4 separate regions of the Mus musculus genome follow, and regions 1, 2 and 4 are each linked to region 3. A link is a loop called in an ENCODE intact Hi-C map of the cell type or tissue named here. Cell type or tissue: heart. All regions are shown on one strand.

Region 1 (8,000 bases), 92 kb after region 3:
GTGTGTGTAAGAGAGAGAGAGAGGAAGAGAGAGAGAGAGAGAGAGAGAGAGAGAGAGAGAGAGAGAGAGAGAGAGAGAGGTCTGTTCCTCTTTTGAATGTGGCCCACATTATGCCCTAAAATCAGGCCCCACTTGCTAAAGTCATGCAAGAACAGTTCTACTTGTCTTTGGGGAGCTCCTGGGTACAGTCCCAAAGTAAACTCCTCTACAAACTGGTCTCCCAAACAGAGGGATGCAAATTTCCATGTACTTTCAGTTTCCTCTTAAGATAGATGAGAAAATTAACTTATGGGAACTCATAATGCTGCAATTATTATTGTTGTTCTCTCAACATGGGAAATTCTCCATGAAAAAAAAAATTAAAGTCTGAGTTTCAAGAAGAAATAGAATGAATAGCCATGTCTCGAAGCCAGAGACCCTGCAGTTCAGTCCCTCCAACTTCCTGCCTGGGTAAATGAAGGTGCAGTCTTGACTTGGTTATGTAGGTGTGAGGATTAGAGCATGCTTGCTATCACAGCCTTCTCTCTGCAGGGAAGCTGTGGGTATAGACTTCCTTGTGAGACTGTCAGAAAGGCGACTTGCTCATCTCTTTTTAAACATACATACATACATACACACACACACATATCAATCAAATGGTTACTTCTGTATGTAACTTTCTTGGTTTAGTTTTCTTTTTAAAAGGATTTATTTCTTGCTATTTCGCCTGCATGTATGTGCGCTGCATGTGTGCCTGGCGACTGTGAGGCCAGAGGAGGCTGCCAGATCCTCGGGAGCTGGGATTCTAGGCTGTTGTAAACTACCATGCGGATCCTGGGAACCAAGGTACTCTGCTGGTGTTTTGAGCCAGCTCTTCTGCCCCTCAGATTAGTTTTCTGGCTGTCACTGAGGAGCACTAATGATTCGGGAGTTTGTACATCGATTAGATGGATTTCAAAAAAGGAAGGCAACTTTAACAAGAGACCCTCTCCTATTAGGTTTTCCCTCTTATAGCCTTTCACCAAGATAAATAATTTGTTCCCCCTTTTCAAAGCCAAATAATTCAGTGGGTATTAAAGATACAGCTCACCATATAGACCCAATTAAATGAAGAGAACTATAGCTACAGATATCTGATACTATGAGGTTAGAAACAGCATCGCTACTAAACAGTAAAGCCAAGAAATGAAGAGGCTTCTTCATGACTAATGCATAAGTGCTCCTTAAGCAGGAAGGTAAATTACTCAAAACAGCTTCAGGAAGTCCCTGAAACTGACCAGATTCACTAGGCTCCTCTCAGCCAGAGTAAATGATAGAAGCTAAGAGTTGCTCTCAGACTTGGGAAAGAAACTGTTAAAAAAAAAAAAAAAAAAAAAACCCAACTCACAAAAACAAAAACACTCAGACAAGCCAAGCTGCAAAGAAGACTGGGATCAGATCAGCTACTCAGAAGCTGCAGAAACCAGCCAAGCTACCTGGAAGAGGTTTAGGTCAACTGAGGCACCTCCAGGAAAGGACCCAGTCCAGCCTGTTGAGTTGCCTGTAGGCTGTGCAGTGTGCTCCGGGTTTCCAGCTCTTGTGAGCTGTCCCCAGGCTGTGGTGGGCTGTGGTGAGGCAGCTGTCTTTGAGTAATTTCTGCTCCAGTAAGGAACCCCTCACCCATATTCCTGTAAGTAACACCAATGAAACTCATTGGTTCTTTAAGTTGGACCTTTGATGGCATCTGTTCTCTGGTCTGTGGTGGGTTCTCTGTCTGGAATGAGTAGGTGTGTGTATCGCACCTCCCCGGGAAAAGTTTTGTCATACAAAAAACAAGGCCCAGCCTTCTTTTATTCCTGGGTACTTTAGAAAACAGGGCTGTGTTTTTACCCCCTCCCCCCCCCAAATCCATTCAAAAAGCCGTTTCATGAACACCCCACCATCGAGGTCTGTAGCCCAGGGACCCCAGAAGTGCTAGCAATTTCTGCCTTTTCATTTTTGCAGACGTCTCTGGGCAATGGTGTAAGACTGAGCCAAGGGTGTTTGAACTTTCTTGTCAGATGTTCTACTCAGTGTCTGGGTAGATAATGTGTGATAATAATTAACAAAACCTGAGATTACTTCTCTGCAGCTACTCCATTTCAATCGTGCTATTGTGAATGTGAATCCATTGAAATAAAAAAATATATCTAGTGGTAAGCTAAGCCTGCCCCCCACACACTTTTTGGCTTGTTTTTGTTTTGGTCACAACAAACTGTGAAATGCTGTGTTTTTTTTTTCTTTCTTTCTTTCTATAGTTCTAAAGCATGAAATCTGCAATCTTTCCACTTGATTTAGGCAGGACCCTTAATTGCTGCCGTCATTAGCACCTAGTGTTCAAAACAGTCTGTTTAAATGTACTGTTAGTCTCACCTCCAAGTCCCTGCTTGCTTGGTTTTATTTTTTTTCAAGGATAAATAAAACAATAATCGTCATAATAACCACAGTCGTTATGTACAGAGAAATAAATAATATCCCAAGGTTTTGTTTTGTTTTGACTGCTTAGTTCTGTTCATTGAGGAATGGGTACTTTGATGAAATTTCCAGGAGGTAAAGGTGACTGACTGCCCCAGATCTTGACAACCTTGGTTCAAACTCAAGTACCCACCTTAGAGGACTCCACAAAGCTGTCTTCTGACTTCTAAGCGTGCGTGGGGTGTGGCACTAGGCACTTCTTCCCAATAAACAAATAAACGTAAGGAAAAAAAATTATTTGAGTTAAAGAGGGTCCTAGAGTTTGAGCAAGAGTTCACTAGCAGGGTCTTCTCTGGGCCTTGAAAACAAGCCACTCGTTTGCCTATTTCATTTCACATGGGTGGGGATGACAGCTGCTGGGAAGCTGCACTGTTTCTGCCTGGTCATGCACATTTCTGCAATATAATGCATAAATGTATAACAACAACTTGGGCTCGCTGGATACCTCGCTGGGCAGAAGGAAACACAGCCAGCCTGGCGCGTCCCCGCGCACTCGCGCGCGCGCACACACACATACACGCGCGCCGCGCGCTCACTTACACACACACACACACACACACACACACACACACACACACACACACACACACACACACACGGGTCAAAAGGTGATCCACTCCTAAGATTCCCCCCAATCTTTGTTTTCCCCCCTCTTCCTGGCAGGTCGGGGCTTCCCAGCCTGGGGAGCAGCTGGATTGGGGAAGGGGAGGGGGTGGGGGGGCAAGGGAGGCGGGAGTCAGGTCGGTGCGCGCCGCGCCCGCTCCCGCCAGGGGAGAGTCCGGGCCGGGTTTTGCACCGGGTCCCCGGGCTTGTCTCACGGCCTCCAGCCGCCGCCGCTGCCGTGTTTACTGAGCTCGCGCGTCCTGATATCACTCCGCTGGCATGGAGGAGGAGGAGGAGGTGGAGGAGCGCGAGGAGGAGGAGGAGGCGGCGGCGGCGGCGAGCAGTTGATCATTGTGATGGTGGCGGAGGCGGCGGCGGCAGCGGCAGCCTGGCCGAGCATTAGTGGCTGCTCTCCGCGCGGCGTTTCGCAAAGGACTCCAGCGATCTACTTTTGCAGTCGCCTCGGACTGTCCATGTGTTTACTTGCCCAGCCCGAGGACTCGATGTCTAGGCTCCTGTGAAATGCAACTGAGCAGCCAAAGTACTTTGAGAACACGGGGCGGCATAAACACCAAAACTTTTTTGTGGAAGGAAAATGCAATAAGCAAGCTCGCCGTTTTCCGATGCGGCGTGGAGTGAGTGTGTGTCGCGCGTGTCCGCACTGGAGGCACACGCTCGTGTGTGTACATGGGGTGTGTTTTTCGGTACGTAGGGAGAAAATGCTTGCCAACCACCGGAAACCTCCTGGAATTTATTAGAAAATAATGGATTATTAAAAGGAGGCAGGCGAGGAGCGGATCTCCCCTTGAGTTGCAAGCCGATCTGCTGCCGGCTCAGTTTGTTGGGATTCTATTTGTTGATAGGTGTCTGATGGTATTCTGATAACACCCCCTTTTTTTCTCCCCTCGATCTTTACAGTTTTTTTAAGGAAAAAAAACACCCCAAAATCTCTTCCCCCTTTTTTCACCCCGTGGGGATCGCTGTTTTTTCATCCATGTGCTTGCGTCTCCCCCGCGTTCCACTTAAACTATTTTAATCCTTGGACCCAAGGAGAAGGCTGATAGGGGGTGGATTAAAAAAAAAAGTTCTTCCAAAATAGTGTGCCCCGGGAGCAGGATGGGGGATTTCGCAGCCCCCGCTGCCGCCGCGAATGGTAGTAGTATCTGCATCAACAGCAGCCTGAGCAGCAGCCTCGGCGGGGCCGGGATCGGCGTGAATACTCCCAATAGCACTCCGGTTGCTCCGAGTGGCAATCACCCCGCTGCCGGCGGCTGCGGCGGCTCCGGGGGCCCCGGCGGCAGCTCGGCGGCCGTCCCCAAGCACAGCACGGTAGTCGAGCGGCTCCGCCAGCGCATCGAGGGCTGCCGGCGGCACCACGTCAACTGCGAGAACAGGTATCAGCAGGCTCAGGTGGAGCAGCTGGAGCTGGAGCGCCGGGACACCGTGAGCCTCTATCAGAGGACCCTGGAGCAGAGAGCCAAGAAATCGGGCGCCGGCAGCGGCAAGCAGCAGCACCCGAGTAAAACCCAGCAAGATGCGGAGGCTGCCTCAGCCGAGCAGAGGAACCATACGCTGATCATGGTGAGGGCTCACTGGGGTGCGCGTTGGGGTCGGGGGCGTGGAGTTCCTGGCTTGGGGGCTGTGAGGGTCTGATTTGCACCGAGGGATGAGGTGGGATGGAGACGAAGGGTTAACGTCAACTTTTCTCAGGGTAAACGCTTTCGCCGCCGCCGCTACCTGTTAATCTGTCAGGGTTGTCAGATTTGGGGAGGAAGGGATGAGAGGGAGAGAAGCCAGTCACGACTCCAAGGGGAGGAGGGAGCTTTAGTGCCAGAGTGAGGTGCAGGAAAAGTTTCCCCCTCCTTGTCTTAGAAATCGATGCGAACCAGAGTGAACCCAGGAGTAGAAACCACGCTGCTCCTCTCCGCGCCCCGCCTTCACCTTTCTCTGTACCACCGCGCCTCCCCAGATAGGTCCCCTTTCGCCCACCCCTCTCATCACATCCGCCGGGTGCAGGGAGAAATTGATGCTGTCGCACATTCTGAGTGGGCGCCAGGCCCTGAACCCTTAGGAGGGGAAGGAAGAGTCCCTGACTTCCTCTCCTTTGGGCTTGGGAAAGTCTGAGAGTTTTGTGAATGAACTTTGAAGTGGGTGAGAAGCGAGTGAGGGTGGCTGCGCGCGCGTACTCGTGGGGGCGCGCGCGGATGCCGGGCGCGCGAGCGCTGCGCTCGTCGCTCTAGACCCGCGGCTGTGGCAGGGCAGGTGGGGCAGCTGCGAGGGGGTCGAGAAGGAGGCGGGGGCGCAGGGGAGCCAGAGCTGTGCTCTGACCCTGCCTTAAGGCTTAGGCTTGCTCCCTATCCTCTTCTCCAACTTGCCCCCACCTCGCACTTCACCAACTTTCCGGCGACGGGTAACGAGCCCGGAGGAGTGGAGGAAAGCAGGGAGGAGAAAGGCTTAAATGGCCGGGTGGGTGGGTTCGCGGGAGGATGCGCAGCCAATGGCTTAAGTGCTAGGAGGAGGAAGGGGCCGATCCCACCCCTAACCCCGAGGGTGGAATCCTTTCTCTTATCTCCTCTCTAGGGTTCTCTAGCTTTCTTCTCTGGGAGAGGAGGAGGGGGGAGGCCGGAAGCTTGGGAAAGGTGTGTGCACTCCCTCCCCCACCGTGTCGCTAGGTTCGGGGCCCCGGTAATAGCTTTCTCCACGGAGCGCGCTCGCTCTCCCCACCGTGCCTTCACCGGCTGCACGGAACCCGGTGCCGGCCGCCCTCTCCCGAGTGCTTTCTGTTGCGACGCGCACGTTCCGGATCTCGGAGCGCCAGGGGTGGTGCCAGTGTCGCCGGGCGCTCGGGAGGGCGGGCGGTGACAAAGAGCCGGTGTGGGGGAGGGGAAGGCCTCAGAGCTGGCTCGCTCCCGCCCCCCACCCCGCACGTGAAGAGGAACAATTTGTTTATCTTGGGCTTCAAGAATCCTTCCCTCCTCTCTGCTCTCCTTGGCCCCTCCTCCCTGCCCTCCCTCTTCAGTGCGCTCCCGCCCAGTCCCGCCGGCAGCGCCCTCCTCCTCCCCTCTCTCCCTCGCGTGCTTCCCTCTCCACCCCCCACCCCCCCCCCCCGGGCCCTCCTTCCCCTCCCTTTTGGAACGCGGCCGTGGGGGAGGGAGCGGGAGGCGCTTTGTCCGCCTGGCGGCCCTGCGCAGTCCCCGGGACCGCCCAGTGCCTCCGGCCCTGCCCCCTCCGCCGCCCCAGGCCACCAGCGCGGTGGGAGGAAGAACCCGGGTCCCAGAGTCTTCTAGGGAGCTTCTGTCTTAAAAAACAGGAAGCTCTAAACCACGCACACACTGGCTTTTTCCTGATTGTACCCTGAGCTGGGACGAGATCGGGGTCTTGACTGTAGCTGGGGGACCTAGGTGTCATCTGTGTCTCTCGCAGTCCCCTAGTCCCCCTCCCTGCCCTCACTCTCAGTCATGGGAGATAGCGAACCTGAGGCTGTAGTAGAATAAGCCAGGCATCAAGGATTCCATTCTTGCCCGCCCCTCAACCCCCTTTAATGTTCACACACCTTCTGTTCCCAATTGCATCAAAATGGACTTTTTGCGTGAGATCCAAAATTCCCGTCTTCTGATACAGTTTACGACCTTTGGGGATGGATGCTGGGGGCGGGGTACTGAACGACTGTGGAACAAAAGCCACTATCTTTTTTTAGAGACCTGGTTCGAAGGCAAAAGGAGTAGAGTCAGGAGCCAAAAAGTTTTTTCTCTGGGCTCTGTACTCCCTTAACCACCTTTAGGTTGTGGAAGGAAGACAGGGGTGGGGGGCGCCTCTGTGCTAAGACACCCGCAGGTACAGCCAGCCTGTATTCTGAGAATTCCTAGGAGGGAGCTCGCCCAAGACAGTGGTTAACTTCAAAATGAAAATATAATGCTTATTTGAATAGATGAAGACAACAGCTATAAATTTCTCAATGAATTCTACTTCGGCAAGTTAATAACAAACTTGAAAAACGATTGCCTGAAAATCAATTTTTTTCTACCAGTTTTCAATAATTTAGCTTATTGACTTATAGAAATACCAAACCCGTGTGCAAAACAGTATATTCTAGCTTCTGCCGAATCACAGGCACCTCACAGATGCCAGTGTGAAGAATGTGTGACGCGTGGGATGAAAATAAACCGTTTCAATCCTAAGCAAAGACGTGTGTGTAGAGTCTGTGTACAGAGACAGAAATTAACATAGCCATCCTTTATGGGTTACATTTTCCTGGAAAATAATTAGTTTCAGAATTCACATCCGCCTCTGGGATGGAAGACTACTTTAAGCTTATCCTATGTATGAGATTAAAAAAAAAAAACTTCAAGATGGGTTACTAAGAAAATGTTCCTCTTCATTTTCTTGAATTGACTGCTGGATTATAGTGGTACTCTGTTGGGGCACAAAGCAATTAAATTTAGTTCTCAGATTGGACTCACTATTTGGAAAGCCCTAAAGAAAAACGGTGATCAGCCACAGCCAAACAACAGTGATGATAAAAATAAAATCGAAAAGGATTCTTTTCTGTTTTATTGCTATTGTTCACCTTCTTAGGACCAATATGTCCAAAGTACTAAATATCGATTGGCTCCTTCTGCCTGGCTTGGGTTAAGAGGACAATCTAATGAGGGCGTTGCTTCTTTGGCTTTGCTTTTCTGTCTTACACATTTACAAGCATAGGCATGAAAGACAGACAACACAAACTAGCAAGCCAAAAGCAACGGGAGGTGGGGAGCAAGTAGTCTTGCCCAGTCCCTGTTTTAGGTCATCGTGGGTTCTCTGTAGGCTGCTGCATACATAGAGCAGGCCACACTCCCAGATTTGAGTGTATATTCAAGTGACAGGTCCTTTCTACACAGGTAGAAATCCAACATTGGTCATCACCATTTTATATTTACAGAAGG
Region 2 (8,000 bases), 150 kb after region 3:
TCCCATGTCCATACTTCAAGTCTACTTGGTTTTAGTGGCAGGTTTGCAGAAGCCTTGCTAGTTCCTGGGGATGGCATATGAAGGATGAAGAGAAGGGAGAGACCTTAGTTCCCTTTTCTGTTGTTGTTGCCTGCAGGCCTGTGCCTTGGATGAAACCAAGCACATAGTAGATGCTTAGTAGTAAATAGTACTGGTATAGTATAGTATAGTATGTGCAGTATAGTAGTGCACATAGTTCGTGCACTGACTGAATGATGGCTTAATGGCCACATGCCAAATTCTACTAACCATTTGACATCTGATCTCTCATTAAATCTTCCTAACAAGGAAACTCAGTTCTCCATTCAACAGAGCAAGAGATCTGTACAAGGCTATTGCTTGTATATAACACAGGATTCAAACTCAGATTTCTAGAGCGCTAAGTAAACCTTTGGCTTATCTGCAGATATTTTGAGTGCACCATAAATACTCTTCATCAAAATATTACCTCAGTACAAATTGACCCACTTTATATGTGCAAAATAGAATTTACCTCAGTTTTGAAAATAAGAGCTTTAAAAACTCTCAGGATCAAGCTCATAATAAATGCTTGTCTTAGGTTTCTGTTGCTGGGAAGAGCCACCAAGACCATGAAGCTCTTACAAAAAAACATTTAATTGGGCCTGACTTACAGTTCAGAGGTTTAGTCCATTTATCACCATGGTAGGAAGCATGGCAACATGCAGGCATGGGCTAGAGAGGTAGCTAAGAGTTCTATATGGGGATGAGCATCAGGGAAGAGAGAGTGCCACTAGGCATGGCTTGAGCCTCTGAAACCCCAAAGCCCAATCCCCAGTGACACACTTCCTCCAACAAGACCACACCCACCTTAAGGCCACACCTCCCAATCCTTTCAAACAGTGCAGTTCCCTCTGACTTCATGAAGGCCATTTCCATTCAAACTACCACAAAGTTAGTACATATAGAATTTACTTATATTTATTTTTACTTTGTTGTTGGGGCGGGGGGAGTGTGGAAGATTTGGAATTTTGTTACTTTAAATAAGTTATTTACCAGATCAATCTCTTAACACAGACCTGGTGACAAAAAGCCATAGCAGTCAGCAGCAGCCAGTTGGAGATACAACATTGAAAAGATTGTAGTCTTGTGCATTCCCCATCTTGTGAGATGTGTTTACTTCCATCTTGTCTGCAGGAGGAACAGTGAATGCCAGTACGCAGCCATGGAATGTCTGGTTTTGTCCCATCACTTTCCTATCTTCACCTTCCATATCAGTTAAAGGATTAACCTTTTTCTTTCTCTCTTCTGCTAGCCCTTCACTCTTTTCCTGTATTGTATTCTTTCTTGAAATATCATTCTTGGGAGTTTTCCCCTTCATGTACTCAACACCCTTCTCCTTCCTTTCATTCCAGTCCCCCCATCTTCGCTGAACAATTAAGTGATGTCCCCTGCGGTCCCCTTCCTTGTGTTTTTCTTGGTTGCCCAGGGGAAATGACAGCTATGTGACTGTCATGGAGTGAAGAAAGCTGGCTTTCACCCTCACCCTCATTGAAGCTGCTTCTGTACAACTGAGAGACCTGAGATAAAGGGATGGAAGGTTCAGGGAGAGAGAGATGGAGAGTGACAGGGACTGGGCTGTCCAGAACAAAGAAGGGCTGGGGTGTAGCACAGTTGATAAAGTGCAGACCAAGCATTTGCAAGGACCAGTCCTCAGCACTTCATAAAAACAGGCTTGCCTGCAGTTTCCAGGGCTTGTGAGGTACAGGCAGAAGTTTAAGGTTATCTTTGGCTATAAAGCAAGTTTCAGGTTAGCCTGGGCTACATGAGACTCTGTTTACCAACAGGAAATTATTTCCACCTGGAGCTGCCTGGAAATGCTTTCATCTCCTGCTCTCTCAGCAGCTTAACCATCATCTTAGGCCACTTGTGGCTTTCCTGGATGAAGAGGAGACCATGTTCCCTTTGGTAGCTTCTTCTTTCTCCATGCAGTAAAATAAAATGCATACCCAGATGTATTCCCATGAGCATCGAGTGGCTTTAGGCTGCACACTCCTGGTGGGCAAGGCCTGTAGCTTGCAGATGCGCCATTTCTACCTTGGATCAAGCTAAGTGGTGGTTCATTTCTCAGGTGTCTCTGGTTTCTACCAACTCGATAGACACGGGATGCTTTGGTGACTTTCTCATAAAGCTTCCTTGATATGAATGGTTCTCAAGCTACTCAAGACATCCCTTTCAAGCAGACAGTAGTGGGGATGCTCTGCCTCTCTCCTGTTATCTCAGCCATCACTGTGGGGAAAGTCTACCTGTCATGGCATGTGCTGCCGTCGTCACTCGGGTGTGAGATTCGAGAGCTCTGTTGTTCTAAATGTGAAATGCCTCTCTGTGTGCTGCCTCTGTATTCCTTTAACGTTTGCCTCTGTCCTCTTTTTACCCATGATTAATACTTCTCCCAAGTTCATGCTGGTCCCTTGGAGCACATTTCTACTCTGCCCTTCTGCTATTTTTGTTCTTGGGGAATGAGAACACAGGTTTGACATTGACTACTTTATATACTGTGGCAGGGTCTCTCAGTTGAACCTAGAGCTCATCGATTTGACCAGTCTAGCTAGTCATCTTGTTCCAGGTAATCCTGCATGCTGGGATTATAGGTGGGCCACCATGCCTCCCCCACCCCCAACATTTACCCAGGTGCTGGGGATCTAATCTTTAGTTCTCAAGCTTGCCCCACAAGTTCTTTATCCACTGAACCAATTCCTCTCTCCTTCAAAACGTAAAACAAGAAAAAGTATTCTGAAGGCAGACTGACTATACAACTCCACGAAGTCTCAATTGAAGAAGCTCCTGTGTGGCGTGCGCATGCGCGCGCGTGCACGCATACACACTTTCTGGAACGTACATTGTCTTCTCAGAAGCATGGCTGATTGAGGAGGATCCAAGCTGGATTCTGGTTAGTTCAGATTTTAAGATAAGTGAGCTGTCTTGCTGTGTGACTCATTCGGTGCTGTTTTAAGCAGTTCCACAGCCTCAGAGAATAAACGGATGCCTAATCATCTCCTGCTTCCTGTCATGGTTGACGTCATTGTCACCGTCATTGTCTTCATCATGTTAAGTACCCCAAAGCACAGAAGTTGCCAGACAAAATATGTTACATAGGTATCGTCTTTGGTGTCTGGACGTCTGCTCTCTTTAAATAGATAACTCCCAAATGGGTCTAATTGAGACTCAGATATTGACTGATTGCCCCGTGGTAAGAAACAGATGGCATTACCCAGTAATCTGAAAGTCCAAATCCAATATCCCAAATGCTGAGAGTCTCCTGTGTGTAACAGGTGTCCACGGTGTGTCACTAGGTTCTGAGGCTAGACTGTGAGAGTGGACACAATCCGGAGGAGCTCCGTGCAATGACAGAGATGTGTCTTAGAGTTCCAGGAGCCAGGAAGAGCATCACCGAGCCCAGCATGCAGTTGGGGAGCTCTTGAGCAAAGCCGTGGGTTTAGCTGGGTGAAGTGGTACGAGGAATAACGGAGACTGAGCAGGGCATGGGAGATCCCTAGTGCAGCAGGAGATTGATGCAGGCAGGACTAAGCTTGGCGATACTGGAAGGGAACAGCTTTCAGATGCCACGCGGAAGGCCTTGGAACAAGTGGGGCATTAGTGTTAGCTCTCTCCTGGTGTTGGGCAAGAGACACAGAGGAGGGCTCGGGGCTGAGCTAAGGGGCTGTGCCCTCATCTCAGGGTGCTGGGAGCTGGATTTGAGAAATGTGAGTGAAATAAAATGCAAAAAGCTTTTGCTTTTAGAGATGGGAGATGAGGAGGGAATAGGAGCCCAGCCTGAAGGATTGGTGGACCATCAGTCTCTTTAGAAAGGTCTCTTTAGAAAGAACTCATGGTTTCCAGTTTGGGGTGTGCAGGTCTGTGGGGAGGCACTGAGATCCAAGACAGGCTCTTGCTATCACCCTGGATAACCCACAGTGGCAGAGTCATTGATTTTTGCTCTGTCAAGACAGGGGGAGCAGGAAATGCGTGGAGTGTGAAGTGGGAGGAGCTAAAGCTCTTCCCATGATTAAACTGAATCTGACGGAACCACCGCAGAAGGATGAACCCAAGGTCCGTACACTGTGAGGTCCTTTGAGGAAGAGGCAGGATCACAGGCGGAGGCAACTCTGAGATCCTTGGGTGTCAGCAGCCAAGCTGAAGAAAGGCTGCCCCCGTGTCGCAGTAGGAAGGGATTCATGCTGCTGATTGGACGGCTCTGTGTTCTTGGCTATCGGTGGCAGGCTGCCAAAGCTCCTCTAAGCTGTCACTCACGGCCGGGAGGGCCGGACTTGTGGAGCTTGCCTCTCCAGAAAGTCTTTTTGGCCTTGAGACAAAAGAAAAAGAGCAGCTTATCGCACACTTCAGGATCCAGAGAGCCAGGAATTAATGAGCTAAGACACTGACCGAGGAAGTGGGAGAAAGCAAGGAAGGAGAGGTTCAAATGGTGGTTCTGCTTAGACGATAATGATGGTGATGACGATGATTATAAATCCTTGCAAACAGACATGAAAAGGAGGAGAAAGTTAGACTCTCGGGATCCTTAGGAGCTTCATTTGGGGCCACCATTATCTGAGGAGCCAGTCTCTGTGCTCAGTTGTCCCCAGTGACAGAAAAGAGAAAGAAATCTAAGAGTTCCAGATTTATAGATTTTCTTAATAATAAGGATGACGGTAGATGAGGGAAGGACAAATGGGAGTCTGTGGCCAGCGTGGGCAGGCTGCCTCCTTGTTTTATTTTACTGGTGATTTTCCTTTGCTTTGCACAGATCAGATTTCCCGCTCTGGTATTCAACAAGGAGCACATAGCCCGAGGATAGCAATTAGCTCTCTCTGAGCCCACTCTCCTTTGCACAGCTCTCGCTGACGTGTGCAATTACTAGCACCCCGGCAGCTCTTTTCAGATCTCGGCTGTGCACAGTGGGAAGTCAGGCCCACCATCCCAGAGTCCTCTGCCCAGACTCCTCCTCACCTGGTGCACAGGGACCTTGCCTGCAAATAGAACTGACGTGCCGGGACGTCATCGGGCCTGGCAGAGCTCATTGGCAGAGAAGTTCAGAGTTTTATTTTCAACCTAGAGACAGGCGGAGATAGATCCAGCTAGAACAGGTCTCTTCCGGCTTAGGCCCTCCTCCTGTGGTTGCTGGAGTTGTGGAGGATGGAATGTCAGAGGGAGCGTGCTTCTTATAGCCTCCTGGCTCACAGACTGAAGTTGGCTCCCTACCCCTCCGGCTGGTCCGTCGTCACAGTAGTCCTACGGTGTCCTGCGGGAGCTGCCTTCCCACAGCTTTCTTCTCTGCTTCTTTTCTTTCTCTACCTTGTGTGGTCAGGGTGTGTGTGTGTGTGTGTGTGTGTGTGTATGTGTGTATTCCTCAGGTAGATCCACTTCCAAATGAAGACCCCCCCCCCACCCCCAGCTAAGTTAATTCACTTCAGCTATAAAGTTGCCTGGGTAGACAGGAATGGCTTAAAACTTTAGGAATAAAAACTATAATACAGTGCAGGAAATGTTGCCTTTGTGTGGGAGGCAGAGAAAACCAAACCCTAAGAGGCTGAGATCCACTTCCATTCACCCTTCAAGGGAGGGCATCTTTGCCAAACCTGACTCTCCACAGGAGGATTCATAAATGGTGGTTGTTGTTGTTGTTTTCTTTTCTGGTTCATCTCATACCTGGCTGTGCCTTTAAGGAATGTTTTGGGGGGAGGACAGGGCACGCTTTGAGACCTCCTTCTTATGTATCCCAGACTGGCCTGTAACTCAGGATCCTCCAGCCTCAGTCAGCCTAGTGAGGGGATCGAGGTGGCACTGTGCCAAGCCTACATGTCTTCTTTTAAAAGGCAGAGACTTGCTACCGACCTAAAATCCAAGAGACCACAAAAGCAAGCTCTGGTGTGCCCACTCAGGGCTAGCTGAGGAGGCTCCCAAGTTCCCAGGGATTTTAGGGCGGAACTAGCAAAGGGTTAAGTGCCCCTCCCCCAACCCCCATCCCGCCACTACCTGACTCCACCCCCCCCCCCTCGTTGCTTGAAAGAGCAGTGTGGCCTAAAATGAGGGTTCTCTGCTTTGGCTTCTGTCTCTCTTGCTTGTCCTGACTTAGTAATCGTTCATTGTGACCGGCTTCTGTACATTACCTTGCCTCCTGTCCACAATCGCTCCACAGCTAAATTTCTGTTGCTTTTTAATTATCGCCATCATTATTTGGAACCGACGCGATGTTTTAAGCGAGATGTTTCGTCTTCTCGGTTGCCCCAGTGAAGAGGCCCGAAAAGGACCACAGCCCAGCCGGAGTGGGCCTCCCCTTCGAGGAAGCCCCTCGGCCACTCCCACCCTGGTGGGTTGTTTGTGTCTCACCCCATCAGCCACTAGGTCTTAGTAGGCTCCTGTCCCCCAAGGGGGTTTCTCTTGTGCTGTATTCCTGGGCCTGGCCTCTGATTCCACACATTGAAACGCAAATGACAGCAGTAATTGGCTGAGAGATAAACCTCAAGGAGCGTGTGAGCCGGGCTGCGGGGAGTTAAGTGGCTAAGTGACAATTACCGTGCCGCAGCCTTGGGATCAGCAGCAGCCGGGCCGTTCTCGTACAGGGTTTTAAAGGAGCAATATCACATTAATTGGAGGCAGGCTTCTGGGTTAACAGGCCTTACCCGGCCTCCCAGCTTATTTTATTCTACTTTAGGGATGAGAGTGAGTGGGTGGAGAAAGGCAAGTTTGCCTAGTCTCTCCTCCCAGCTCCAGGCTCCATTCCCCTCTTGCCCCCAGGAGAGTTTGAGAGATTTGTGTCCTTGACTCTGGTAGGCAGATCAGATCTTTGGTTTCATTTGGAGATATAAAAGCTGTAAAAGTTGCTTTGCAGTAGGAGGTGACTGTGATAACTGTCAGTCATAAGGGTTTGGTGACCACAAAGGACCTCGACTCAGCCAGACCTGCCATCTTTCCCACCAGGCAGGCAATTAACCCTCTGATTTTTTTTTTTCCTTTTTCTTCTTTTCTATTAAGTTTCTATTCCAAAACTGAGTTTCCCGGTCAGATATAGCAATAAGCAGCAGAGGCGACACCTCCCTGCGGCTTGTAGCCCTTTCCAGTCAGAGTGAGAGAAATCAATAAAACTATGAATTCTCTCTTGCTTACTCAGTAGAAACCCTTACTGCAGAGAAAGGCGGGGTCCTTGTAGGGAGAGGAATCCAGTCTAGAATGAGCTGGGCTAGGCCTTCCTGCTCTTCTCAGAAAGGCCACTAAACCCTATCCTGGCCATAACCAACCATCAAGATGATTGGTTTAGACTTGAGATAAGCAGACTACACGAGGCACTGAGAGCCCTTTCCCTCTAGGTACTTGCTGTCTACTGCATTAGAACTCTGCAGGGCCCAACACTTTTTTAAAAACCTCTGTCTGGTAGGCTTGCTGTTTTTGTTGTGTGTTTCCTTCAGCCCACACAGCACAGCATGGTCTCGCTCCCCTTTTACTAAGTATTCCCTCTGGGTTATAGCTATGAATTAGTTTGTCTTACTTTAGGAGAGAGCCGGCCATTTCCAGAATAGGAACTGGTTTGCTTCAGGCCATGCTTCCACTACCAGAGGTAGAAAACACCAGGAAAACACCAGCGTTAACTGGAGGAGAATCTGGTATCTAACTAATGGAAGTTCACATCTTAAACTGTCAGATGCTGGAAGGCATTTAGACAACTCTTTAGTTCCCAGCCAGCCTGTCTGGAGTAGAGAGAGTAGTCTGGTTAGGAGCTGTGCCTGGCAGGCAGACAGTCTTCTTGGAGGGTACCTAGTGTAGACTTCTCCAGGATGTCACCAGGTCATGGTAGGGAAGCTGGCTTGTCACTGTTAGAAGGGTTTCAGTCTATCCTCTGAAGGAAGGCTAAGTGAGATTTCATGGCTTATGTAGCAGTCACCATGGCCTCTCCAAGAAGATGAATACATTATTTAAAGAAAGGCGTGTCCAAGGCTGTGGGGATGGCT
Region 3 (8,000 bases):
TGAAAATCCTTTCCTGGCCTTCCAGAGGGACCTTGATCCAAGCAAAGTGAAAATAAATCTGCTAAGCTTCAGACATGCCCACTGTCCCCATCTCGGCAAAAAAGCATCTGTATTGACAAAAAGCAAAAAAATTTAACCTTGTTACTGGGCTAAGCACAATTTATGCAAGTGATGAAAAGAGGCCTATGAGATATCAGATAGAAGGATAAACTCTTTTCCCTTAGTGGCCATTAGAACACCGCCCGTTTGATAAAGCCACCTGTGGCTGCTAGGGTCTAGGCTGAAGGCGCTAATTTCCTGTCTGCCATACTCTGCGACTTGTAGATATTGAGAACAAAAAAATGTCATAAATGTGTGGAAGATGTCACTATTGTTTTGTATTCCCACTGGGTGGATCCCACGTTGTGAGAGTTTATAGGGGCAGAAGCCCACAGTTGAGTTTAGCTGGAAAATGACAGAACAGGAGCGAGTAGTGACATGCCCAGATCCTTAGATACCACTGAGCAAGCCCCAGTGTGGAATGCTCACAGGGTGGGTGATTTTAGGCAGAGGACACACCCAGTTGCCTAAGGTGCCGCAGCTGCCCGCAACTGCTTGATTGCCTGACTCTGGCGATTGCTTTCGGGGCGGGGTTAGAAGCAGACCTCCCGTCCACCTTTCAGTGGGGTCTGACGTCATGGTGAGTCATCTGCTCCACTACAAAGTCGGGAATCCGAGGGGGCAGTCAAGATGGTCTAAGGAGAAACAGCTGGGGCTCATTGGCCTGTCGCAGACAGGAAGTTAGCACCTCCAGTCTCTGCCCCAGGAGCCACAGTTGGCTTTATCAAACAGGAAGAGACAAGATTAGAATACGGTGGGGCTGAAAAATACAGTCTAGACTGATTGTCCCTGAAGAGTTGTCATCCACACGAGCTTCTGAAAGCCAATTCACAGGAAGGTATCCCAACCCAAGGTGCCAAGTGAGCCCACTGTGCAGGTGTCAGCCACACAGTTGCCATTGGGAAGTAGGAAAACACCAGCTCTGAGCTATGTGGAAGCATGAGTATTGGTCCTGGATGGATGTGACAACTACTGGGGACACTAAGGGTAGGTACCGTCCTTATCTGGCATCAGCCAAGGATGTGGAGATGCAGGATGTGATGTAGAGAGCTACCTCAGTTAGTCTTTGCTTTCAGCAAAATAAGTATCATGTCCCTGGACCTGCAGGTAGTCCACACAGAAGTGAAAGAATTGGGTCTAGTGCATCTGTGGGCAAGGTAAAGCACACCAGGTGGAGGCGCTATGGAGACAGACTCCAAGCTCGCACTTGTAAAGTACCAGGAATCAGAACTGCCTAGGGAAGACAGCCGGATACCAGCAGAACTGGACTTCCTGGTCATGACTGCTGGATCTGACCAAGAGAGTTCTTCGGTTGCTGAATTCCATATTTAAATTTAGCCTGCAAATGAAAAAAAAAAAGCAGCTTTTTACAACTCTAAATAAACTTTCTACTACTGAGAATGGTGATTGAAGCAAAAGTAAAAATAGCTGCTCACACCACGATTTGAGGAAATCTAAATCTGAAACGATCGTGTTTTTTTTTTTTTTTTCCTTATTTGCATGCTACCAAATAAGGACATCGGGGAAGCAATGAGTCACCAAGATTCTAGCATTTACCAGACTGCAACATGAGGGGAACGCATTCCCTAGGATGAGCTCTGTGATTGGCTTTCCCCTCATCCCCGATGTGGACCCTTATACACCTACCTGAAAAAATCGGTCCTGATTTCTTTTCCTAATTCTTATGGCAGTGTTTCAGTGAGTAATATTCATGCTTCAGACTGTCGAACCTGTGGAAATAATGTCCCACATCTGAGGAACAGCTCAACCCTTTCACAGATTTTTCCAACCTCTGTTATCTCGGTCGATCACACTCGATGTGCGCGGAATCTCCAAGGCAGAGCATGCGGCTGTCACCTAGGACATCACTGAACTGTGGATCTTTTTTGCAGAGACGGGTGACTCACCATCCAGGAGGGGGTGGAGGGAGGATGACACAAAGGAAAACGAGATTTAGAGATCTGAGCTCTCTGTTACCGTGTCACATGGTCCCTGCATAAACCAATGTTCTACAAGTGCGGAAGCCCAGCCGAAAGGTTCGGGCACGGCCTGCCCACCCAGTGTTTCCTTCTCCAGCTCTTAGAAGACAGTTTAAAGAGAGCTCCGGAATGTTCTGGTCTTTTGTTTGGAAATTTCGCCTGCTTGTTGACTAGTTGTCTGTGGACCGTGGGGTGGGTCTGTTTGCTTTAAACAGGCTGAACGATGTGTAAGGCATGCCGGCTGCTTTTGTGCCTGGCTTATTTGAAACTGTTTTAGTGTGACACTGGAGGACTTTAAAGGCAACTGTAGCTGTGGTGGGATGTTCTTGCAAGTTGGTACAAGAAAAAAATGTGTCTATTTCTTAGCACATGATCAGTGGTCTGCATCTCCCCTATAATTAATAATAAAAATAATAATAATATCACAGGGTCTTGCAAAGAAATTTGAATTACTGAAGTTTTTTTGGGGGGGAGCCACTTGCCCCCTTTATCAGAAGACTGCCAAACATAGTCCCAAAGATGGAAGACATTCCTTGTTCTTATATCACAGGAGTTCAAACCCTGTATCACAAGAGAAATGGTTTCTGGAGAGTTATGGAGAGCTACAGTCAGTTTTGCATATTATCATAACAAAAAATAACCAATAAAGATACTGCCCCCTTCATTGTATAAAGGAGAAATAAATGAAGGAATTGCCACTGAGCTAGGAAGCCTGTCCGTCCCACCCCCTCAGTTTTCACCCATCTTCCTGCAAGGAAGCTCAATGGCTGCCAGAAAGGAAGAGACCATGGCTGTGAACTGGTCAGGCCAGAGGTTGCTGGGCATCAAAACGGCAAGAGGCAGGTCACAAAGACCAGGATGGGCAAAGCAGATCTTGTCCTGCCTTTATCTCTAATTAGTTGTGTGGCTTTGGATAAGCATTTCACCTCTCTCATCTGTCAAATGACAGGCTGGGACTAAGTTCTCCAATGTCTCCAACAGCTCTGGTAGGATAGCGGTGTGTGTGTGTGTGTGTTGGATTAGATTATTTTATTAAGGATCCATATGAAGGCTGTGAAGAAAAGCTGACTGTTTCTGCAAGCTGCAAAAGAGCAGACTCTGGAGGAGCTATGAAATGATCCACAAGGAATCCCTGCGGTGGGTTGAAAAACTATAGAATTATGGAATTGTGTGTAACACACAATCTGAGTGAGGCTCTCTGAGGCCATACAAAATGGGACACGCTAAAGCAAAGAACCCAGGCTTTTGAAGCCAGCCTATGCCCCTACTCCAGTCTCTCCCCATGATAATGCAGCACCGTGTGCTCACAATTAAATGTCAGCCACGGAAAACATTTCCCTTGGCTTTGTTGTTCCAGGACCGGATTCTTTTGTCCTCCATATAATGGATATGCAGAAACAATGACAGAACAGAGATTTTTTTTCTTTTCTAAAGCGATGACAAACACAGTGCTCCTTCCTCCCTCCCTCCTTTCCTCCCTCCTTTCTCCTTGTCCCCACCCCCTAAAATAAATCATTGTTCAGGAAAAAAAAAAAAATCCCATTGTCTATTGTCCACGGAGATCAAGATCTGCCTAGGAACAGTTCAGGCAGACGCTGCAGTGTTCCTAGATGGCCGGTAGGTGGCGCACGAAGGCAGTGCTGGCGGAAGCGCGGCCGGTGGCAAGGACGGGGTTGTCGCCTCCCGCAGCCGCCGCCCCCCCCCCCGCCCCCGGCCGCCCCCCTCCTTGCGTGCTAATTGCTGGAACCTCCACTGGGACTTAGGTCCCGGAGAAAGAGAGCGGGAAGGAGGCGGGGAAGGGAAGTGGGGGCTCTGGCTCCAAACACACAAAGCCTCTAGGGCCTCGGCGGCCCTGGGCAGGGCGCCCTCCCTCTGGTCTCTGTCCCCGGGAAGAGCTGCTGCATCCTTGGCTCCCGCCATAGGAGAACCGCGACCCTAGTGTGGGAGTCCCACACACCTCTGACCCCAGCCTCCCACGGGGCTTGGAGACCTGCCTCTGAGCAGCAGGAGGCTCCCAAGTAGACATCTGTCCCCGGCATCCACGCGTGTCCACCCCCAGGAGGAGTCACTGAGGACCTTGTCCCCTCTTCGTCGCTGGCCTGTGCTGGCACCTGGAGTCTAGATGTCTTACCTAGCCTCCAGCCTCTGCAGGAGAACCTGGTGTGAAGGTGTATAGGCAGGTGGGAGCTTTGTGACCTTGAATTTATTAATACCGTCCCCCGACTCCCCACCCTGCTCCCCAACCCTTCACCTCACCAGCCTATCAGTCACAGGCTGTGATACTTAGCCTTCTGAGTCTTGATTATTTATTTTAAGATAGTGCTTCACTTGGGGGCGTGGGGGTTGCAGACAGCACAAACAACTGTCTACAATCCTTAGGACAGACCTGGCATCGCTAGCACCAAGTTAGAAGGGAAAGGGGCACAACTGGATGTGCAAGTAAATGGCCATCAAGATGTCTGAGCTCCCATCTTTGGCTTTGCCAAAGCTGTGAGAGACCTCCTTCCTCTATTTGGAATTTATCCTCTTGTGATTTATACCCAGTCTCTGTTGCGACTCTCTGAGACAGGAGTGTATACCATTAGCTTTGGAGTCAGGCTTGCCAAGTTGAAGTCCTGGCTCCCCCATTTAGTAGCTGGTTAAACTTCATGGTTAGAATTGGACTACCTTACAGACAACAATGGAAGTTCGCTGAGATATCCACGGACATACCGGAGGTGAATCGAGCAATTGCTGACAGCAGCTTCTCTCATTTGAGTCAGAAAGGTCATTTCCCTTCCAGGAAGAGAACAGTAGTCCTGCGAGGCCACATTTCCCCCACAGGATTCCCAGCTATCACCCCAAACACTTTTGTTTGTTTGTTTGTTCTTGTTTTTTTGTTTTTTGTTTTCCAAGACGGGGTTTTTCTGTGTAGCCCTGACTGTCCTGGAACTCACTTTGTAGACCAGGCTGGCCTCCAACTCAGATATCCTCCTGCCTCTGCCTCCGGAGTACTGGGATTAAAGGCGTGTACCACGACACCCTGTCACCCCAAACACTTAAGGAGGCTTCTTAACTCTTGCTGGCCACCAGATGACTAGAGCCATACTCTAGTAGAAAAGAGCTTTGTAGGAGTGGGACTGGATTTAAAACTGTATTCTAAGCGCTGGTCTGTGCCTGGCGATTGGTGACTGCTTATCCCCATCTAGACACTGCTACCCAAGCAGAGATTGAATAGCAGTGAAGGAGGCACCATGCCTTGTCCTTGTTAGGGTATACTGAGAGAGAAATACATCTGTCATGCTCCGACCTGCCCAAGTCGGTTTAAGGACCCAGAAGCCCTTGACCTTTCTCTAAAAGGCTACTCAAGTGTTTCCACCTGCATCTGGTTTGTAGAACTCTTGCGGGAGGTTCAGGCATTAGGCAGACCATTCCTGCAGTCAGTTGCCACAGTTGGTGGCAGAGCCAAGAGGTAGATATAGTAGCTTGTCTTTGAGATGAGCTAAAACTTGCCTCTCAGTACACACACCCTTGTGTATTTCCTTCCCACGTTAAGGAAGAGTGACCGGTGCAAAGAAGTGGACATTGCACAATGACAGTATGATCCCTAAGGCCAGCACATAGGAGACAGTGTATCTGCTATCTCGCTTTCAAGAGTCACTCAACTCTGGAGAAAACTAGGTACCGTGTCGTGAGAATGCCCAAGCAGTGCTATGGAGCCGAGAACCTAAGGCCTCCTGCCGCCAGCCAACAGCAACTTGCCAGCTACGTGTGAGCCCTTTGGAAGCAGATCCTCGAACTTTAGGTAAATCATCCTATCTGTAGTCCCAGCCAGGCTCTTACCCAGGGCGAGAGAACTTGGACCCAAATACATGCAGTTAGGCCATCCCTGAATTCCTGATGATTGAAAATTTGAAAATAATTAAGTAAATATACATATACAAATACGCTTAAGTGTTCTTGATGCAGCCTAGACAATTAGTATAACAACATTTTAAAAAGAGCCATGGTGTCTGTACTGCCACACTGATGGCTAAAGTCCTGTCGATGCCACATACATCTGAGACCTAAAACTCCCATTCTGATCCATCCTGAACATCATAACTCAGAGGGGATTAGGAGGTAGTCTCACCTTGCTGAATTAACTAACCATAGTCTAAACATTGGTTTTCGAAGATGCTGGAGGCAGGGCCTTCCCTCTCTGCCTCTGCACCACCTCCCCTACCTGACAGTCTGCCCTGGCACTTGGCCCAGGTGTAAATTGTCAGCAATGTCTCTGTCTTTGGTCTTATGGTGATGTGCTGGGTCCAGCCCAGGACAGAAGTGGGGCCTGGATCTGATCTTTGATCTTCCATCTACTCCTGAAAAGCCGGTGATAAGCAGTCTGAGATGAGTCCCTTCAGTGTGGCCGACAGAATCAACCTGTGTGTAGCTCAGGCATGGATGCTTATACTGAATAGCTAACTTTGCTTTGTCCTGGTCTTTTCTGGGACATGCACCCATACACGGAAGCATATCGCTGAGTCCTTGTCCACAGAAGAGTCACAGCCCCTCCTGTACACGGATAGTGTTTCTCACTGCAGTTCCCACCGAGGAATCATGTTTTGTTCACGCAGAGAAGGAAAATTACCAGGCGATGGATGGTTTGGGGCTAACAAACCCTACTTGAATTTCTACACTTTCATAAAATGCCAACCAAATAGTACAGTTAACTCATATTTTGTCACTAATCACACAGATGGTACCTTAACTAGAAGCTGGGGCTGGTACAGACCCTGATGCCCCCCAGATTCAGGGCTGGACTAGGATTGGCTCGCCTGGAAACTCTGCCTCTGAAAAACCACGCCGATCCCCTTAAATCCATGTCTTATTTTTGATATGACACAAAGTTGCAGCTTTTTAATTTTTTTTTCAGAAAGTTTTATTTCTGTTGTATTTTTAGGCCCCCAGAGTATTTTATTTACGGTGTACAAGTGACACAGAACACCCAGCTGCAGCAACTACTCTCTAACCACAAGCTCAAACGCAATACCTCAGTCTAGAATGTACAGTGGCCGGGGCTTCTGTTTTCCATGGATTTTTGTCAAGTCTGTTTATCTTCTTGTTAATGTGATGATAGAACACTCTCCGAAAGAGAGCAACCAACCCTTCCCTTAAAGAAAGCATCTAGATGAAAATGGAAAGTAAAGCTAGCCACAACCCACAAGGCCTTCTCTGGGGAGAATTCTTGAGGAAAAAGCAACTCACACTTCACAGGAGAATATGGTACTGTCATTTTTTTCCTCTTTATAGTGCCAGCATGTTCCTGAACAAAGGCCTCGGGGCATTATCAACTCCTCAGCTATTTTTTAGTGTGATTTCTATTTTCAGGACCCTGCTCCCTCCCTCTTTGTTCTTCCTGCATCTGGTCATTGGTGTCTTCTCCTTTAGTCCCATTTTAGTGGATGTGACCAGCCCCAACCTGGGGAGATCACCATGGTCAGATAGGCAGGATCATTTTTCCACACACAGCTAGAGGAAGCCTTCAAGGGCCTGCCTGCCCACTGCAGACAGACAAGCTGAGGGTACCGGAAGCCACAAGGATGAGGATCAGCAATTCTGAGCTTCTATCCAGACCCTGGATGTTGATTAAAGAGCAAGTAAACAGAAAACCAAAACCCACACCCCTAGCCCAGGACCTGATAGCACAGGACACAATTCCCAGCATGTGACCTAATCAGAATAGCCACATAGACCAAGCAGTGATGATGCTTGCCTTTAATCCCAGCACTCTGGAGGCAGAGGCAGGTGGGTCTCTATGAGTTTGATGCCAGCCTGGTCTACAGAGTAAGTTCCAGGATAGGCAGGGCTACACAGAGAAACACTACCTCAAAAAACAAAACAAAAAACAAACAAACAAAAAAACCTGAAAAACAAAACAAAACAAAACCAAAACAACAAAAC
Region 4 (8,000 bases), 190 kb after region 3:
ACTGTTAACCTGGCGGGGGAGGGGTAGGAGAGGGCATGCAGCGGTGCCCCAGGAGTGGGGCAAATGGCTGCTTTGAAGAACCCAGCTAGAGAAGGATGTACAACTGTTCTTGAGCAGTAGGTGTCAGTATAGTCAGTGACTTCTTCAGCTCGGCACAGAAGGGGTTAACCGGGTCTGCTTTAGACAGTGCTGCCGGGTGTAGCCCATCTGTGCCCTCCACAGTACTGGTCTTTGTCTCAGGGCACCAGTTGACACCAGGGGAAGACCCATGTTGACTAACTACATTCCCCTCTAAGAAATAAAAGGAGGTACTTTGTCATCTGTGGTTTGGAGTCTAAGACCGGGTCTTGGATGTTGTGGGATGGATTGGGGTTTATTGGATATAGAAGTTAGGGGGTCTTTATAGAGCATGGTAGGGGGGTCTAGAACAGGGGGAAGGGGAGGTTATGTACTCTGAGGGGATATGAATGAGCTGGATGCTTTTCCTTATTATCACTGGCACAACGTCTGCTACAGGCAGGCAGGGAGACCTTCAGAGCTCATCCCAGCCTCCTCAAAATACCTCTTGAATCACAGAAGCAGCAAAGAGAAACCCAAAATCTCCCCCTACACACATACATACACACACCACATCACACACTACACACATACATACACACACCACATCACACACTACACACATACATACTCATACACACACCACACCACACCACACCACATCACACACTACACACATACATACACACACCACATCACACACTACACACATACATACTCATATACACACCACACCACACCACATCACACACTACACACATACATACACACACCACATCACACACTACACACATACATACTCATACACACACCACACCACACCACATCACACACTACACACATACATACACACACCACATCACACACTACACACATACATACTCATATACACACCACACCACACCACATCACACACTACACACATACATACACACACCACATCACACACTACACACATACATACTCATACACACACCACACCACACCACATCACACACTACACACATACATACATACACACACCACATCACACACTACACACATACATACTCATATACACACCACACCACACCACATCACACACTACACACATACATACTCATACACACACCACATCACACACACAGCCCAGGTCTTGTCTGTCTGTCTCTCTCTCTCTCTCACACACACACACACACACACAGCACAGCACACTTTACAGGATTGTCTTTCTCTTTTGCCATTTTCTACTCCAAAGGGCTAATTGTTGGCCACTATGATGGAATTTAGCACTTAGAAACAGCTACTGTGTTGATTAATTAAAAAAAAGAAAAGAAAAAGAAAAAAGAAAGAAAAAGAAAAGGAAGAAAGCCATGATTCCTACCTAGCCAATTGCCTTTTCAAGCACACCCAATTTTACTTGTCTTTTCTAGTAATACCCTAATGTGAGAATAAGACTGACTGAACTCACTGAGAGTTGTAGATTCACCCCTACCTCCCAGATAACCATCTTTCCATCCACCTCCCTTGCAGCACAGTAGAGTGTCCCTTAAAACAAAAACTATGTGTAGACCACCTAGGGTGATACAGACATGCTCATGGGACAGAGCTCGTGTCCGGTTTTTGCCTGGCTGGCTGTCTTTATCAGCCTGATGAAGCCTTGTTCTTGGGAGTACAATATGTTAAGCTAGATTGCTCTTTCTTCTCCCCTTCTGTCTCCCTTTTAAAGCATCGCACACTCCCTGGGCCAGGTGGCGTTGCTTCCTGCCTCCGCTGCTCGCTGCTCGCTGTTGCTAAGCGAGAGGCACCCGCTCGCACATGATGCTGAACCAATAGCGTCCTGACCCCCATTGGCTGGTAAAAGCCAAAGAAAGAGAATCCCACCGCGCCGCCTGTGACCGGTGGGTCCTCCTCCCCCTCCCACCTTTTCTCTTCCGACAGGAAGGGGCGGTGGCGGTGAGGGCGATGGGAGGAGGAAGGGGGAAGAAAGGATGGGGGAGGCGAATCCTACCACGTTCTGCCTTACTTGGGATAAATGCCATTTTTTTCTTCCTTTGTGAAGCAAAGGAACAGTGGCTTCCCCATGCAGATGCGCTTCTTCCCGTCCCGAAACTACCCCTGCTGTCAAAGCCCATAGTCGGAAAGAGCGGGTTGTTGACCTGCAGACCTGTGCTTTCTCTCTCTCTCTCTCTCTCTCTCTCTCTCTCTCTCTCTCTCTCTCTCTCTCTCTCTCTCTCTCTCTCTCTCTCTCGGAATAGGGCCAAGCAGTTAAGGTCCTCAGTTTTGGAGGCCCTGGGACCGTTCTGTCCTTTCTTCCTCCTCTTCACCCCTCTCCTTTCCTTTCTGTCTCACAATATCTTTTTTCCCAGAATGCAATTCATTGGAGTGTTAAAAATTAGCAGAGGGTGTTTTTACATCTTGTGAGGACACCGGCAGAACATTGGTGAGGGGGGGGGTGGTGGTGAAGGAAGCGGTATCCGTACAAAAGTCATTTTTAAAACTCCCCCATTAGGATTCTTAGTCCTTGGCAAATTCTAGTAAAGAACAAAATGGAAATGACAGGCGATCTTGACTGGCAAACTGCCAGTGTAGACAGCCAGTGGTAGGTTTGAGATTATATAGAGGAAATGACCTTTCTCCTATAATTACCTGGATATTTTGAGAAACATCGGACCCGAGTTACCTGGATAATTATAGCTTTGCAGATCTGACCTCGGGACAACACAGATTTCATGGAGAATGCTCTCTTTGGTGATGAAGGTGAGAGGCACCACTGCTTTTGCAGCCCAGGAACAAGACGCCCTCCTGTGTGCGCTGATAACTGCAAGTGTCCCCTGGCCTTTAGCAGACAGCATTAGGTTTCTTCTACCCTCTTCCTGGATTTGCCATTGGGGTGCACAGTCAAAAGGATGAAACCTGTTCCATTCCTCACTCGGGATCCCACAGAATAAAAGATCCTTCTCCCTCCCCATCTGCCTTTCCCAGCCTTTACACGGATTCTTGGTTTTTTTGTTTGAACCAGAGCTAAATGGCTTTTATAGGAGGAAGCACAGCTAAGGCTAGATTAAGCCGAAGGGATCACACGGGGAAATGTTTACAAAGGTTGAGGAACTCCAATGTTTCCCTTTTAGTCTGAAGAGCAAAGGTAGCCAGTGCTGCCTGCAGCCTTTGCAACATTTAGACAAGATTCGGAACCAGTCTTGATTCGGAACCAGTCTTGTTCTCCCTGCTTCTGGTTTCATCTGGGTTAAACCAGAGGCGTGCACACATTATGGTGTGTCGGGTTCATGCAATGCCTTTGTCATCTACTGGGTCTAAAGTAAAACTCCTAAAATGGGCTAAGAAGTAAAAAGGAGAAAGAGGAGGAGAAGGAGGAGGAAGGAAGGAAGGAAGGAAGGAAGGAAGGAAGGAAGGAAGGAAGGAAGGAAGGAAGGAAGGAAGACCAGAGAGTTCTGTACACTTGACTCTTCCTTCAGCAAGCTCAACTCAGCTTTGATATATTTACCCACCTCCCCCCTTATCCAGAGCAGAGTTGGGAGCCAGGCCCTGACTTCATTATTGAGATGCAGGCGCCATGCTCCAGCCAAGGGAACCTGCCAGGACCTGCTCTGCTTCTTCTCTTCTTCTCGTTGAGAATTCTCTCCTTTCAATCCTGGTTTCACACCCACCTCCTAACAACACAGCTGGCCAAAGGCAAATCCCTCTAAGTCCTTAGGTGTCCTGCCTCAGATTCACACATGTGACTCTAACAGCCCGTGTAGGTGCTGGGTGTGATGTGTCTTGAAGGACTCTTCTGCGTGCCTGATACGTGCTCTGCTTTGCCAGCTCTGCCCTCCTTCCACACTGACTCTTCCCATGTGGAAATCGTAGCCACAAAACACACCTCAGATTCCATTTCCTTGGTGAGCCATCTCTCTGTCTCTTCCACTGGGACCTCATCTTCCAGCCCCATGAAGTACTAAAGGCCACTTTTTTTTTCTTTTTCTTTTAGAACTCTCTGTCTTCTCTTCTGAGTTGAGCCTCTTATACTCTTGGCCCTACCAGCAGCAGCTTGATGTTGGCCTCTGTATAGAGACAGAGCCTGTCTCTAGATGCTATCCCAGAATCCCCTTTGGCATCCCTGAACTACCACTTCAGATAAGTGCATAATGACATGCAGTGAGCTTGCTGTTCAACCAGTTTCAGACTGACCCCAGGCACCTACCCCTGTCGGCCATTTGCTAGCTCTCAATTCCTCCTTTGTGGAAAATTAGAAAATATATCTCCTCCATTTTAAGTTGCTCAGGGCTGGAGTCTCCTGTCACATTTCCTCTTTAGTTTGTTTTCCCATTGCCATAACAAAATACTCAAGGCTAGATAATTCACTAAAAATAAAGTTTACAGGGGCTTGGCTCAAAAGCACTTGTTTTTTCAGAGGCCCTGGGTTTGGTCCCAGCACCCACAGAGTAGCTTATAACCATCAATGGCTACAGAGAATCCATCTCCTCCTTCTGATCTCCAAGGGCACCAGGCACATACACAGCACACATACATATACATGTGCTAAATACCCATACATGTGAAACAAGTCTAAATATTTCTTGTTGTTTAAAGTATATAGACCAGTGTGGTGTCATACATCTTTAATTCTAGTACTGGCAGAGGCAAGTGAATCTCTGTGAGTTCAAAGTCAGGCTATTCTACATAGTGTTTTCTAAGCCGGCTAAGTTATACAGTGTTTTTAATTCTGGAGGTTTTGAAGTATGACCAAATCTTCGAACTCTTCCTAGTGAGGGCTTGGGGAAAGGGTCATATCCCAAGACAAGAAGTTACAGGATACAGGCCTGTAATCCTGGCTACTTGGGAGACCAAGGAGTTATGATGGCAAGATTAAGGCTTGCTTGAGCTATTATAGAGTGACCCCAAGGTCAGCCTGGGCAACTTTGCAAGTCTCTTTTCCAAAAAGCAAGCAAACAGACAAAATCCAGAAAGCTTCAGGGTCAGGCTGGCTCTATGGCATCTCACTAGAACTAGAACTAGTCAGCGTCCCGGTGTCGGCCATTTCCAAGGGCAGTAACCCCAGTCGCCTAAACAACTCTCTCTGAGCCCCAGCTCTTAAAGGTTGCACGGTCTCTCCAGGCTGCTATAGTGAAACATGTTTCTAGTGCCCACACTTGCAGGGATTAGTACAAGCAGAGCCGCAGACGTCTCTCAGTGCTTAGAGAACTGCTCCCTCCCCAACTGGCAAGGAAGAAATACCTGTTGATTCATTGCATAATAAAGCCAGGAAACCTAAAATCTCCTCCATTGCCACACTTCAAACTATATGAATAGAGAAGAATGGAATTATCTGTGAATCTTTCAGACTCGCTCAGGAGATCACAGAGAAGCACAGTTCAATGTTGTTGAACTGTCCAGGCAGGAGAAGTGAGGACATATAGTAAGAAATAAAGTCTGGGTTTAAACAAACATTGTTCTCTTGTTTGTAGTTGCTGGGATTCGAGCTCATGGGGGAAATAAGGACTGTGCTTGTCATGGCCACCTGGGGACCTAGGGACCTGACCAATCCAGCCATTGTCTTACACTAGTAGTTGTAAGAAAAGAGAGAGCGTGTGGAGGGTCTAACCTGAGTAATGGAATGTTCTAGAAAGAACACCTGTTATTCTACTCATGATTCTTGTCGGCATGAGTCCCCATGATTCCATCTAACCACACAGGGTCCAGGAGGCGCAGCTCTATCCCAGGCCTGTAGTGGTCTGGAAGACAGCTGGAAATACACAGCGGAACCAGCAGCTGCCACATCATCTTCCAGCCTGTTAGAGGAAGCTTATGTTTAGTATTGAGTTTGGATGTGTGGAGATCAACAGGATTCCTCTGTGCATGTACCAACAGTTCTCAACCTGTTGGCTGTGACCCACCTTGAAGGTCGACCATCCCTTTCATAGGGGTCACCTAAGATGAACAGAAAACACAAATGTTTATCTTACAGTTCACGACAGTAGTAAAATTACAGTTATGAAGTAGCTGTACAGTTATGGTCCGGGGTCACCACCACATAAGGGTCTGAGTTAAAGGGTCACAGCGTTAGGAAAGTTGAGAAGCACTGGCATATATTATTCTTTCACTCCCTCACCAAATCAGATTGCTTTGTTTAACTGGAGAAAACTGGGTGGAGTAGGCTAAGAGGTTCTGCTTAAATTCAAGATAGAGGCCCTGCCCAGTGTTCACACCTCCTCTACTGCTCACTCCCGTGTTTCAGAGTCTCTCTGAGGGGTCACTTCTCCTCCGGGTCCCCAACCCACAAGGGCTGTGACTACAACCTAGTCAGAATCACAGGAAGTCTGTACAGGTTTTACGTGTGTTATATGACATAATCGTCACATTATTTTTCATCGTGAAAAAAACAGATGTAGCCTAAGTGTCCAATGATAAGGAGGTGTGTACGCTTTAAAATACTTAAGGAAATGGAAACATATTTGCAATATTCCAATCCCTGAGTTTAAGAAAAGAAGGTACCAGAACAGTGGGTGCAACATTCTATCTTTTAAAAACACAGGGAACTTGGGAGTAAGGTGGCTCCCACTTGGGGGTAGTGGGGCAGAGTGGAGGAGACTGGAGGAAGGGCTGACCACTGTGTACCACGCTGCAAGAGCAAGGGCAAGAAGTTTTAGAGGACTGTTCGCTGTATGGTGGCTTCATAGTGTCTATTGCAAAAAGTAGAAGCACTGGCTTTGCATTGTAAGTCCTGGAGGAGGCAAATGACTTAACTTGTTCTGATACATAACCATCTCAAAACATCTCCATACCCCATGGCTATGTTTAAGGTATCAGAGATAAACTGTAAAGCTGTGTCTAGATATGTTTAAGGTTGTGTTCAATGTACTGAAGATACACTGTAAAATACAATGTAAAATATGCACTTGAAGCTAGAAATAAAAATTCTAATGTCTGAGTGTAAAAACGATGTATCTTTTTATATCATATTATGTGTGTGGGTTTTGTCTTTTTCCTTTTGTGTGTATATGCCTTTCATGTGTGTGTAGGTACATATATGTGTGGAGGCCAAGAAGACAGTCTTCATCCTTAATTCCTTAATATCATTTGTCAGTATCATCTACTTTTTTTTTTTTGAACCAAAGTCTCTCATTGGACTGGAATTTACTAATTGAGCTAGGCTAGCTAGCAAGTCCCAAAGATCTTGCTTGTTTCTGCTTCCCCAGTGCTGGGATTACAAGATAGTACCCTACTTTGTCTTGCTTTTATGTATGCTCTCGGAATTCCACTCATGTCTTTGTGCTTATAGGGTAAGAAAACATTTTACCAACACAGCCATCTCTCTGGTCAACTTGCTTTCCCTACCCCACCCCCACCTGCTGCTACCAGTGTGTGTGTGTGTGTGTCTGTCTGTCTGTCTGTCTGTCTCTCTGTCGGTCTGTTAGGTAAGCAGGACAGGCTTCTGTCATAGCTAAAGTTGTGTATAAGTACCTCTAGTCCGTCTGTGTGTTAATTTAGGTTGCATGCATAATGTTATTTCAGGTTAGTGAGTTGCTGTAGGACATACCTACCTCTATAGTGGACTGAACCTGCTTCTGAGATAGACATTCAACAACTGCTCCAGTGGATTTGGAGGCTAGTTTGATGTCGGTTCACGCACATCTGGGCATGGGCATTTTACCATCCCTTGCCCTTTCGTCTGCTGAAGAGCTGTACAGATCTTGCTTGGCATTTTGACTTGGTATTTCCCAGCTGCTGCAAATCCGCCAAGCAGGGACTTGACATTGGCACTTTGAGGCCACTCCGTAGCAGGTTGGTTTGTAAAGAGATGCTAAATTTGCTGAGATAGTGAAAAGCTGGCATGTATTTATTTTGGGAAGAGACAGACTCTTGTGAAATAGGGGCCCATTCTGGAAGAACTTGTACCACTCATTCATCTCGCCTTGTGCACGGAGCTGTAATGCTACAGCTGTCACCCGTTTTCAATGAGC

What was found. A loop is a pair of places that touch in the nucleus more often than their neighbours do. Peaks named below come from ENCODE experiments on the same cell type or tissue, not always from the same donor. Only the 100,000 strongest peaks of a DNase experiment are listed, where the experiment ranks them.
Region 1: a loop joins it to region 3, with 7 times the contacts of the local background. A loop is called at or near these places in 24 of 42 quality-filtered maps.
Region 2: it touches region 3 in a loop (2.7-fold over the local background); 11 of 42 quality-filtered maps call a loop at or near these places.
Region 4: it touches region 3 in a loop (4-fold over the local background); 7 of 42 quality-filtered maps call a loop at or near these places.

Annotation. Positions count from the first base shown.
Region 1 is chr3:52,100,335-52,108,334 of GRCm38, reverse strand. Maml3 (mastermind like transcriptional coactivator 3) reads left to right here and starts at 3,329. Exons shown (of 5, transcript NM_001004176.2): 1 at 3,329-4,656. The coding sequence starts at 4,192. In heart, CTCF peaks have their summits at 3,260 and 6,267; DNase peaks (open chromatin) are centred at 3,314, 4,454, 5,564, 6,284 and 2 weaker places; H3K4me3 peaks cover 4,590 bases; H3K27ac peaks cover 4,463 bases.
Region 2 is chr3:52,043,333-52,051,332 of GRCm38, reverse strand. The region is part of intron 1 of Maml3 (mastermind like transcriptional coactivator 3); the gene reads left to right. Among named protein-coding and RNA genes, the nearest start is that of Maml3, 58 kb to the left of the region's middle. In heart, no CTCF peak of the experiment used is centred here; DNase peaks (open chromatin) are centred at 2,992, 3,562, 4,262, 5,072 and 1 weaker place; H3K4me3 peaks cover 3,157 bases; H3K27ac peaks cover 4,321 bases.
Region 3 is chr3:52,192,225-52,200,224 of GRCm38, reverse strand. No RefSeq gene overlaps it. Among named protein-coding and RNA genes, the nearest start is that of Gm30074, 16 kb to the right of the region's middle. In heart, CTCF peaks have their summits at 1,256 (motif pointing right) and 3,683 (motif pointing right); DNase peaks (open chromatin) are centred at 704, 1,254, 2,044, 3,894 and 1 weaker place; H3K4me3 peaks cover 2,769 bases; H3K27ac peaks cover 3,339 bases.
Region 4 is chr3:52,001,677-52,009,676 of GRCm38, reverse strand. The region is part of intron 1 of Maml3 (mastermind like transcriptional coactivator 3); the gene reads left to right. Among named protein-coding and RNA genes, the nearest start is that of Maml3, 99 kb to the left of the region's middle. In heart, CTCF peaks have their summits at 102 (motif pointing right) and 1,793; a DNase peak (open chromatin) is centred at 1,906; H3K4me3 peaks cover 1,196 bases; H3K27ac peaks cover 1,962 bases.